Linked DNA regions of Homo sapiens: region 2 is linked to region 1. Evidence: chromatin loops called from intact Hi-C (ENCODE). Cell type or tissue: endothelial cell of umbilical vein. All regions are shown on one strand. Region 1 holds the start of LOC101929532 (a long non-coding RNA gene). Region 2 overlaps DPP4 (dipeptidyl peptidase 4).

Region 1 (5,000 bases):
TCTGACTAGTTCCTCTCCCCACCCCCCTCTATCTTTCTCCTCTCTCTCTCTCTCTCTCTCTGTCATAATCTGGACCAGTGATAAAATTTGTGGAACCCAGGAGAAAATGAAAATGAGCAGCCTCTTCTTTCAAAACAGTGGCAAGCACAGAGCCCTCTTCTGTGTGTGAGTCTTGTGTAACTACACAGGACACAAATCCATAAAGCAAGCCCTGTTTAAGATGCTTATCTTTGAAAATCAGCCACCATGTTGACAGGAAGCCCAGCCCAAATGGAAGAGTTATGTGTAGCTATTCCACTTGACAGCTGCTTAGTTAACTTGGACAGTTCTAACAAAATACCATAACTGGGTGTCTCAAACAACAAACATTTATTCCTACAGTTCTGGAGGCTGAAATTCCAAGATCATGGTGCTAGCAGGGTCAGGTTTTAGTGAGGGATCTCTTACTGGTTTACAGACAGCCACATTTGGCTGTGTCCTCAGATGGTGGAAAGAGGATGAGCTAGCTCTCTGACCTCTTCTTATAAGGGTACTAACCCCATTAATGAGTGTTCCTTGCTCCAGACCTAATGATATGCCAGAGGCTCCACCTCCAAATGCCATCCCACTGTGGATTAGATTTGAACATATGAATCTGTGGGAGACACGAACATTCAGTCCACAGCAATAGTCCTAGAAATACCCTCAGCAACAGCCAGAAGCACCCCCAGACATGTGAGTGAGCAAGCATTCAGATGATTCCAGCCCCAGCCTTTGAGTCTTCTGCATATGGCTCCTGGCCTCACACAAAAAAGCTGCCCTCCCTGTGCCCTGTCCAAAGAATCCATGAACATAATAAAAGGTTGTTTTGCACCTCTAGATTTGGGGTCATTTGTTACTCAGCCAAGTAACTAGAAATGCATGACTTAGAGACAGGACTTATGAAGGATATGCAGACCAGTCACACCTGCCTTGTCTCTGACATGGCAGCATCTCCCAGAAGCATGTCTTCTAATACCATCTGAGTCCTCCCCAGTGTTGCTCCAAGTCTCTGGACTACAACCACCACAACACCCTAGCAACAGACCCCAAAACTCTCCCTCTGCAGCCTTCTGCTGCCTGAAGCAGCTGCTGCCTTAGACACCTTTTCCAGTATCGAACCTTCATGGTCCTCCACATGAGGCTGTGCAGCTCCATGAGGACCACAGAGACCACTCACTCAATACCACAAGCAACCCTTCAAATACAGTCATCACCAATGAGACTTGTCCCCAACTTCAGATTTGGGGTTACCCTTCCAGCAACCATACCCATTAAATTGGGAATTTATGTATCATTTACATCAGGGTTTCTATGAAAATGAGTCTGAGGCTCAAACTTCATAGTTTTGAAACTCAACCTTTTCATTGGTTCAGAACCACAATCCAAGCTGTGATCGCATACGCTCCATTAGACTTAAATAACTGTTGGGATTCAATGACTCTGTCCTTTCTGCCTGCTTATCTGAGTGCCTTTGGAAGCCATATCTCTTGGAATTTAGCACACTCAACCCATAGCAAATTAATATGTCATAGCATAGAATTTTGTACTTCTAAAAGAAGTACAAAAATGAAAACTAACTAGAAGGTTAGACATTTTTTAGGTTTTACAAATTATGAAACCATGACCACTAAAAGAAACTCATCCATTATACAAAATGATGTTATGAGTTATTTTGAAAAATATCGGAATGTTCTCAAAGTAAATGGTGTTTTTTACCATAGTAAATTTATTCCATGCAACAACTTACTGAATTATTTGCTTTGCTCTTGTTAGTTCCCAAATTCAGCTGTTCCTAAGTGAAGATGCCTTTTTCTCTAAGTTTTCCTTTCAGTCATACATTAGTGCCTGTACCATTTCAAAGCCATGTAAACATTAACTTACATAATATGTAGTTTTTAAGAACCAAAATGTTCTCAAATTTTGAAAATATTTCTTACATTTCTCTTTGGTATCCAATTGCCAAACAAACTTAAATTCAAATTTCTATCAAACTTGTTTTCTGTATCCAAACCACTCTAATTAAACACACCAAGCATAATAAAAAATAAAATAAAAAATTAAAATAAAATAGCATTGCATCCTTAAAGGATTATGTTGAATTATTAAAAAAAAAAAAAACAAATCTGCAGTGTTGTTTTTTCTGTTTTTTTTTTCTCTTTTCTTTTTCCTGAATCATGTCCAAATTAAACCAAGCATGACCATAAAGAAAGGTTATCAAAATACTCACAGTTCAGGCTCCCTACAGGACCGTTCATACTGCTATAGTATTACAAAGTAGTAATAAAAGTGAGTTATGAGGAAATGTGAATTCCTAGCAAGAAAATCTAAAAACAGGATGTTAGAGAACAATGGAAAGCCACCCTGCCTAGTAGTGTATGTACAGTTAGAGAAATTGGCCAACCAAATTCTATTATAAAATAAAGAGAAACAGTATCATTTTTAAAGCACTTTGGAATATTTTTACAGTATTTTGCTCCAAGTAGACACTCAATTATACATTTGCTAAATAAAATAATACAGATTATCTCATTGTTTTACTCCTCAACAACCTTGCAAAAGGGATAATACTATAACTATTACTCAGGAGAAGTTCTGGAGTTCTACAGCTACCATTGTGGCCAGTGCTTTTCCAATATTACACATCTGACACTGCATTCACTCTTTCTTTCATTCATTCATTCATTCATTCATTCATTCATTCATTCATGCATCCATTCATGAACTCTTCAAAGCCAAACTTGTGATTAGTGTATTCAAGGAGAACAGGAGAAAGCAATGCAGTGGGGGAACAGAGACATGTAACCACAGCACTGCATTGCACAATAGTGGTGTCATAGAGATAAACTGCTCTAGGGTCAGACAAGGCTCCCTGGAGCAGCTGACACTCAGCTGAATCTTTAAAGTGGAGACTAACAATGTTGTTTCAATCCATTTTGTCTAAATCAGCACTTCTCAAACTACACATGAAGGAACGCTAATATGAGGCTTAATAACAATAAATATTCTGTGGATGACAGAGTATCCCTATTAGCAGCAGTTGCTCTGGAGTTTGATCTAGTTCTTCATTCATTGCAAATGATTCAGGTTGGCCCATTGTTTCACCGAGGAGCCTGCTGGGTTTGACCATTCAGAATTAGCCTGTCATGATCTGGCTCATGCATGCAGTAAGACCCCATAGGTGGCCAGATAACTGAATATTCTGAATTTTAAGACTAAGGGACAAGACTCTGGAGCAGAGGGGACACTGTAAGACATTGCATCACACCACAAGTCTCACCCTTGTTGCAGCTAATACCTTGGGTGGCTTTTCTTAATTGTTTAAACAGAACTTAAACATTCTTTAGATGGATTTGAGGGTGTGATAAAGAAAGAATTTATTTTAAAAACAAACTGGAAGTGATAATAAGCTGGATTGCTCTATATTTAAGTAAGAAGCCAAACATAACTTATCAAAGGGCCTTTTGAAGTTGTACAAGGCAAAGTCTTCTCTGCTTCAGGGTGAGACCAAGTAGCGCATATTATGGAAAGCCACTCAGCTCCCACAGTTTCTGGGAGAACAGAGAAAAGAGCCCATGGGTTGCCCGTTTAAAGTGAATAATCTAAGTACTGAAATGTTGAAAGCTGAAATCAGAATTAGATTAGTTAGAAAAAAAGTTAAAGTGAGAAAGAGCCTCTCCAGGAATCTCCCATTGTACACAGCAAGTGGCCAGGCCTCCGTAACAACCCTGAGAAGAGCACACCACTTTGTGAATTAGAAATTTGGCAGTAACCTACGTAGGCCTACCATTTCCAATGTGTTTCATGTCGTTTTTATAGAAGTCTCAAGTTGGTGTTTGTAATTTCTACAAAAATTTTCCCTCGGAATGAGATTTGTGTTGATGGGAATTGTTTGTGGGAGTTCTAAGGTTTGCTTATGGTTGCCACATTTCTCAATGGTTGGGGCAAGATGGTACAAGTTCAGAGTGGAAGGGGTGCCCTCTCCAACATGACAGAGCGCATCTCAGGGCCTGAGCTAACATCTAAAGAGACTTTGATATTGAGTGGCATAGAATGTTCTTTATTTTAGGTGATGCGTCAGATGTGCAGAAATCTCCCTGGAAGTTGTGCAGTGTGATTGTGCAAACACTGAGGCTCCTGCAGCAAGAAGTCTGAACAACAAGAAATGGTAATAATTGCTGAGACTTCGCTCTGCACTGGACCTTCCTGTAACACATTGCCTAGATCATCAAAGAAGTGGGACTCTCTGAAGAAAGGAAAAATTTCAGCCAGTTATGACATTTGGCTCTACTGTGTTTGTACAAATACCAACTCAATGTTTATTGACCCAGTCAGTCCAGTGGAAAATGAAACTGAGAAAAACAAGAAATAACAAACTAGAAAGTGAGTTATTTTCTTAGCATTTTAATTATAAGGAAATTTCACAATTATACACATATTATTTGTGTGTGCAAGTAATCTTGTAAGTTTATTTACTTATGTAACAAATGTTTTTCAAGTGTTTACAATATACCAAGTACACCAGCCTCATGCCAGGTGCTGAAGACATAGAAGTGAAGCAGTGTTTTGATTTTCTGTTTCTGTGTAACAAACCGCCTCAGAACTCAATGCCTTAAAACTACAATTCATTATGCTCTTTCAGTGAGTTGACTGGACTCAGCTGGACAGTTCCAACTTGGCATTGCTCATGTAGTGACAAAGATATAGTGGTTGGGGCTAGAGGCATATGAAGGCTTGACTGGTCTGGACATCCAAGTTGTTTTGTGTGCCCGCAGCTGGGATGGCTAGGAACATCTGGAGCTGTCTAGACCATTTCTTTCTCTCTCTCTCTCTCTGTGCATATGGCCTATGCACCTGGCCAACTTCGGCTTCCCTAAGCAAGGCAATCTCAGGTAGTCAGATGTCTTCCAAGTTTTTCTGGAGCACAGAGACCAAGCCAGAAGCTGCAAGGCTTCTTACAACCTAGCCCAAAGTCATGCAGC
Region 2 (5,000 bases), 78 kb after region 1:
TAGGCAGAAGTTACTAACCCTGATACAAAGCAGACATCTTAGGAACTCAATACTTCACTATAGAACATAGTGTTATTGCCCAGGATCTAATGTTTGTCTGCAGCTGAACTTCTCTCTTCCAGAATGCAACTGCCTTCTCTCTACTCACTCTCCCAATAAAGAAATATACAAGCATATATCATCCTGTAGAAGTGGTCAGCCTTCTCGGTCTTCTCATATACTTTAGCATTCAAATAGTGGTAGTTATGTACTTCTCATTTTTAACACATTATTAATGGTTTTAGGATTATTTTGGGATTATAGGCTGTACACTTGTAATTTAAGAATGAGAGGGAAGGAGTAAATGACTCTTCCTGTTTGAATGGAATATTTGACTATGGTAATCCTTACATTTGCAATAGATAAGTGTTTCTACAATTCCGGGATAAAAATATGACATGTATTATAGATATCAATGCTTGTTTTTTTTCCTTCTAGGCATATGTTTGGAACAATGACATTTATGTTAAAATTGAACCAAATTTACCAAGTTACAGAATCACATGGACGGGGAAAGAAGATATAATATATAATGGAATAACTGACTGGGTTTATGAAGGTAGAAACTTTAAAGCTTTTTCAAATCAGAAAATCTATAAGCTTTTAAAATAGTTAAATGTTTCTTTTGCAATGGGAAAATTTAAATGAGATTGAAAAAAAGTTTCATTGTTTAAAATGTCATCAGATTTCTCTTAGAACTCACAGCACCAGATGTCTCCTTGACCAAGAATTTAACTATTCCTAGCACTCCTCTGTCCTCATTGCCTGACAATACTCCTCTTGTCTCTGTTATATTGATACAAAGGGCTTTTCTGTGTAGGTAGACCTTTTCTGCCTTTACTGGAACATAAAAGCCTCCAGATTAACATCAGATATTTCTCTAATTAAGCCTACCTAACCCGAAAGTTACTAAGGAAAGCTAAATAATCCCATCACATTGAGAAGATGATAAAATAATATATACAGGTTGGAGAGTACAGGGGAAGAAAATGCCTATTTTATAGAGGATTTGTATTTATTTGAACTTGGACAAATTATGATTTCCTGTTTTTAAGAATAAAAAAGCAATTAGAAAGGCTTAGGAAAAAGTGACTAATAAAACTAAAAAAGTTAAAAAGGAATATTCTCCCTTTTAGGATACAGAGTTGTCGAAACTATTAGGAACACATTTTAGAAACTTAGAAAATATTAGAAAAACATTTTTTGTGTCTGTATTTGCCAAGATAAAAGGCATTTTGAGGCTGCTCCAAACTGTTCACAAGGTTTCCTCATACTTATTAGAAAGACTTATCTGTATTTCATCGTATTATTTTTTTCTTCTTTGTAGTTTAAAAAAATAATTTTTCTTCATGACTTAATTTTAGTTCTTACCAAGTCCAAGTCAAGTTTAGTTGACTCATTATAACAACAACAACAAATCACATTAAAAGAAAGATAACTTTTCATGTCCTAGAAATAAGTGCTTGACTAAAACTTACAATGAAATTTACTAGCACTAGCTACTTAGAGATTCTTTAACCCTTGGACAGCACAACCCAGCCTCCAGGATCCTTGACAAGAGTGGCCTCTTTCCAAAGCTGTGACCCTCTCTCAGAAACAGCTGGCCCTCTGGAAGATAAGAGGGCAGCTAACACTTTCATTCTTTCTAAAGTAGATAATTGCTGGAGGGAGTCTTTTGCATGTTCACGACTAGGCCATTCACATGCAGAACAGCTTCACAGCTCCAATTTGGGCCTCTCTAATAGCTTCAGTTCCTAGAAGGAAATTACTACATTGTCAATACAGAAAAATATGTCCTGCATTCCAAATAACCACTAATTCAAGACAAACATCACTACCTGCTAATTACACTTACAAGTAATTCTAAAAAACAAAATCTTGGTCTGATTATATTGATTTTATGTAATTGCAGCTGTGTTATAGACCAGAATCAATGGGTAAAAGTTGCAAAGAATGAGAAGTCAACTCAGTATATGAACAAGTTCTTACTATAATAGAAACCATGACTTGGAGTCATAAGGGCTGGGTTCTAGTTCTTGTCTCAGGCAATTCACTGGATTGCTCCATGCCTCAGTTTCCTTCTTTGTGCAATGAGCTATGAATCACCACCCAGAGACTAAATATGATATGTTTTGTAAATTCTAAATTGCTACATAAGAGTGTATAGATCAGTGATATAGATATGAGGCAGTCAAAGGAAGAATAGGCTGCTTAACCCGGAAGTAGGTTTTCTATTACTGGAAATACTAAAATAGAGGCAGGAAAGGGCAGTATAGCACTGAGATGAAAAGCATGAGTCAAAGGAGATTTGGGTTGGTTTTTGATTCTACCAATTCTTAGCCATGTGATCCTAGACAAATTTCTGATCCTCTTCAAGCTTGTCTCACTTTATCAATACAATGGGTTATTGTGAGCCTTAACTGAGATGATAGATGTCAATTGCTTATCAATACCTGGCGCATAGTTAGCACTCATTGAATGTCAGCTGCTCATCACAATAATTATTATTACATTTTATTACAGTAATTATTTTTGCTATTATTCTTGTTGTTGAAAAAAAGCATTTGGAAGTAACTTGAAAGGAGGTATCAGGCATCTGAAAACTGATTAGAATGCATGATTTCCCAACCCTAAGATTCTAGTTTCTATGCTTTTGCTTTTACATTTACACTTACATGAGACTTGTGGAATATCTAGGCGTCTCCACCCAGTCCACTTAATTCCTCCATTCCCGGTTGGTGAAGGAGTTTTCAACATATTAAGAGCCAGTGATTGAATATCTCATGTATAGACCCCATAATAATCATAGGGAAGAGCTATCTTTGCCAGAGATTGAGAAGAAGCCCGACAATGTACTGGAAAGCAAGATCTGGTCTTTTATTTGCCTCCCTCTTTGACCCTCTTCTCTTACCCATCAGCATATACACCAGAGCAGTGTGTTAATCTAAGGGAGTTTTCAGTTTCTGGGCTGGGCAAGGAGATGTTTCTCAGTAGGGGTCTCAATGGAGTTCCTTGCCATTCTAAATCTATCCTTCCCACACCTTGTTTGTGCCAAGAGTAGTAAACTCTGGGCACCATATTGGTTTGATAGCCTGGAGCTACACACCACCCACCAGTACCCTGCGGGCTCAGTACAAACTGAGCCCAGTTGGGGAGAGTATGCTGGCATGTTGACTGTTTGAAAATTAGAAAGGAGAATCAGCCTCCTGTGTGAAATTTACTTTTAGTATGTTTTGAGGCATAAATTTAGAGGATTATAAGATAAAGAAAAAAATGTAGAGCTTATATTAAATATTGCATGCTAAAATATTCTAAAATGGTCCAACGGGTTACTTATTTTTACAATCCAGATATATCCTTGAAGATTTTATTTTTATTCATTTGTATTACTCTGATTTTGGAAGCCCAGCAAATGCAAAGTGGTTCATTAGTTGAACTCTACTGTAATTACTAAAGCTAATGAGAACAATATTTTGAATGCCAAAGCCAATTTATCAGCTACTTCTTGTAACAGAACAATTTGTGTCTTTTTTCAGAGGAAGTCTTCAGTGCCTACTCTGCTCTGTGGTGGTCTCCAAACGGCACTTTTTTAGCATATGCCCAATTTAACGACACAGAAGTCCCACTTATTGAATACTCCTTCTACTCTGATGAGTCACTGCAGTACCCAAAGACTGTACGGGTTCCATATCCAAAGGTCTGTGCTCCTGTTTGTACAGTGGTTCCATGATTTGATGGGAAGAGAATGGTTTCATTTAATCCCTTCTTGCTAATGAAAATATTGTCAGTCTCTCTTCAACAGCTTGCTGTGATTACTCTTGCTGAAGTCAACAGCATCTGGCAATTTTAAAGTATTTTTATTATCCCAGGAAAGAGTGTGATTTAAGGTTTTGTAATTTCTCCAAAAACTTTGAGGAATGACAAGCAGAAAAAATGGGGAAAATGCTTTAGAAAGAGATAAGGGGAATGAAAATGCTTGAATGGAGGAAAAGAGAGGCTATAATTGAATTAGAAGCTCGTCTCATTTGTAGAAGTTGGATTGTGCCCTCGACGAAGTTGCAAAGCTCAGTTATATATCAGATTGTATTACTAGTTAACGGGATACATGACTAGTTTTAGTGGTTCTATTATAGATTTGGCACTAATGTAAATTTTTCATGTCCTACATTTGGAATAATAGTGTCACGTCTTGGTTTTCAAAGCTGTTCTCCTCGTCAGGGTTGCGTGTTTACTAAAATTGAGGAGCTTTGTTAAGCAGCGTAAGCCGGGTGAGATGGGGTTTAGAAGGGAACCAGGAATTCTTCACTAGTACCGTAATAATAATGGCTACAGTATTGTCTGCAGGAGAATCTAATAGTAAAGTGTTTTTTCTGTAAGAAATTTGGAAAAGGGGATTTTTATTTTTACCAACTCACTCAATTTGCTTTATGAAGAGCTGCCATTTTAGGAAGACAGAGGAAGTTAAAAGAAAAAAAAAGATCAGAGACTAAATATGGAGATGTGTTTTCAGTGGAATGTTATTTTTTGATGAGCGAAACTGGCACATACAAAAAAAACTCCATAAAGTGTTCTCACTAAAAATATCATATTATTTCTAACTAATCTGTCAATCGAAGATCTATGTGTATATTTAAAAAGGTTTTATAGGTTTCAGTCATAATATTGATTGTAAAGCTCCAACATAGTGAACCTGAATTTAGAGTGGAAATGATGGCTTCCTAATTGACACCGTTGACTCAGGTAAACTGATTTTTCTGGTGGATGGTGTCTTTGGCAGAACCCAAGGTGTTCTTCATACTGACAGGCATCAAAGACTTTTGGTCTCAGGGAGACAGGGTATATTTGCAAATAATAAAGTTGATTTTAAGAGGTTTATCCTTGCTTGCACAAAGTGATAAATTATAAAGATATAAACATTCATTATTTAAACAGAAGTGCTTTGGACCTTCAAGTTTTATATA

Evidence for each region. Peaks named below come from ENCODE experiments on the same cell type or tissue, not always from the same donor. Only the 100,000 strongest peaks of a DNase experiment are listed, where the experiment ranks them.
Region 2: a loop joins it to region 1, with 4 times the contacts of the local background. A loop is called at or near these places in 10 of 110 quality-filtered maps.

What each region holds. Positions count from the first base shown.
Region 1 is chr2:162,111,781-162,116,780 of GRCh38, reverse strand. LOC101929532 (a long non-coding RNA gene) reads right to left here and starts at 2,340. Exons shown (of 4, transcript NR_110255.1): 1 at 2,249-2,340. RefSeq lists a silencer at 4,008-4,302. In endothelial cell of umbilical vein, no CTCF peak of the experiment used is centred here; DNase peaks (open chromatin) are centred at 2,290 and 2,960; H3K27ac peaks cover 1,340 bases.
Region 2 is chr2:162,033,900-162,038,899 of GRCh38, reverse strand. It overlaps DPP4 (dipeptidyl peptidase 4), which reads left to right. Exons shown (of 26, transcript NM_001935.4): 8 at 478-598; 9 at 3,576-3,736. Among named protein-coding and RNA genes, the nearest start is that of DPP4, 38 kb to the left of the region's middle. In endothelial cell of umbilical vein, no CTCF peak of the experiment used is centred here; a DNase peak (open chromatin) is centred at 2,029.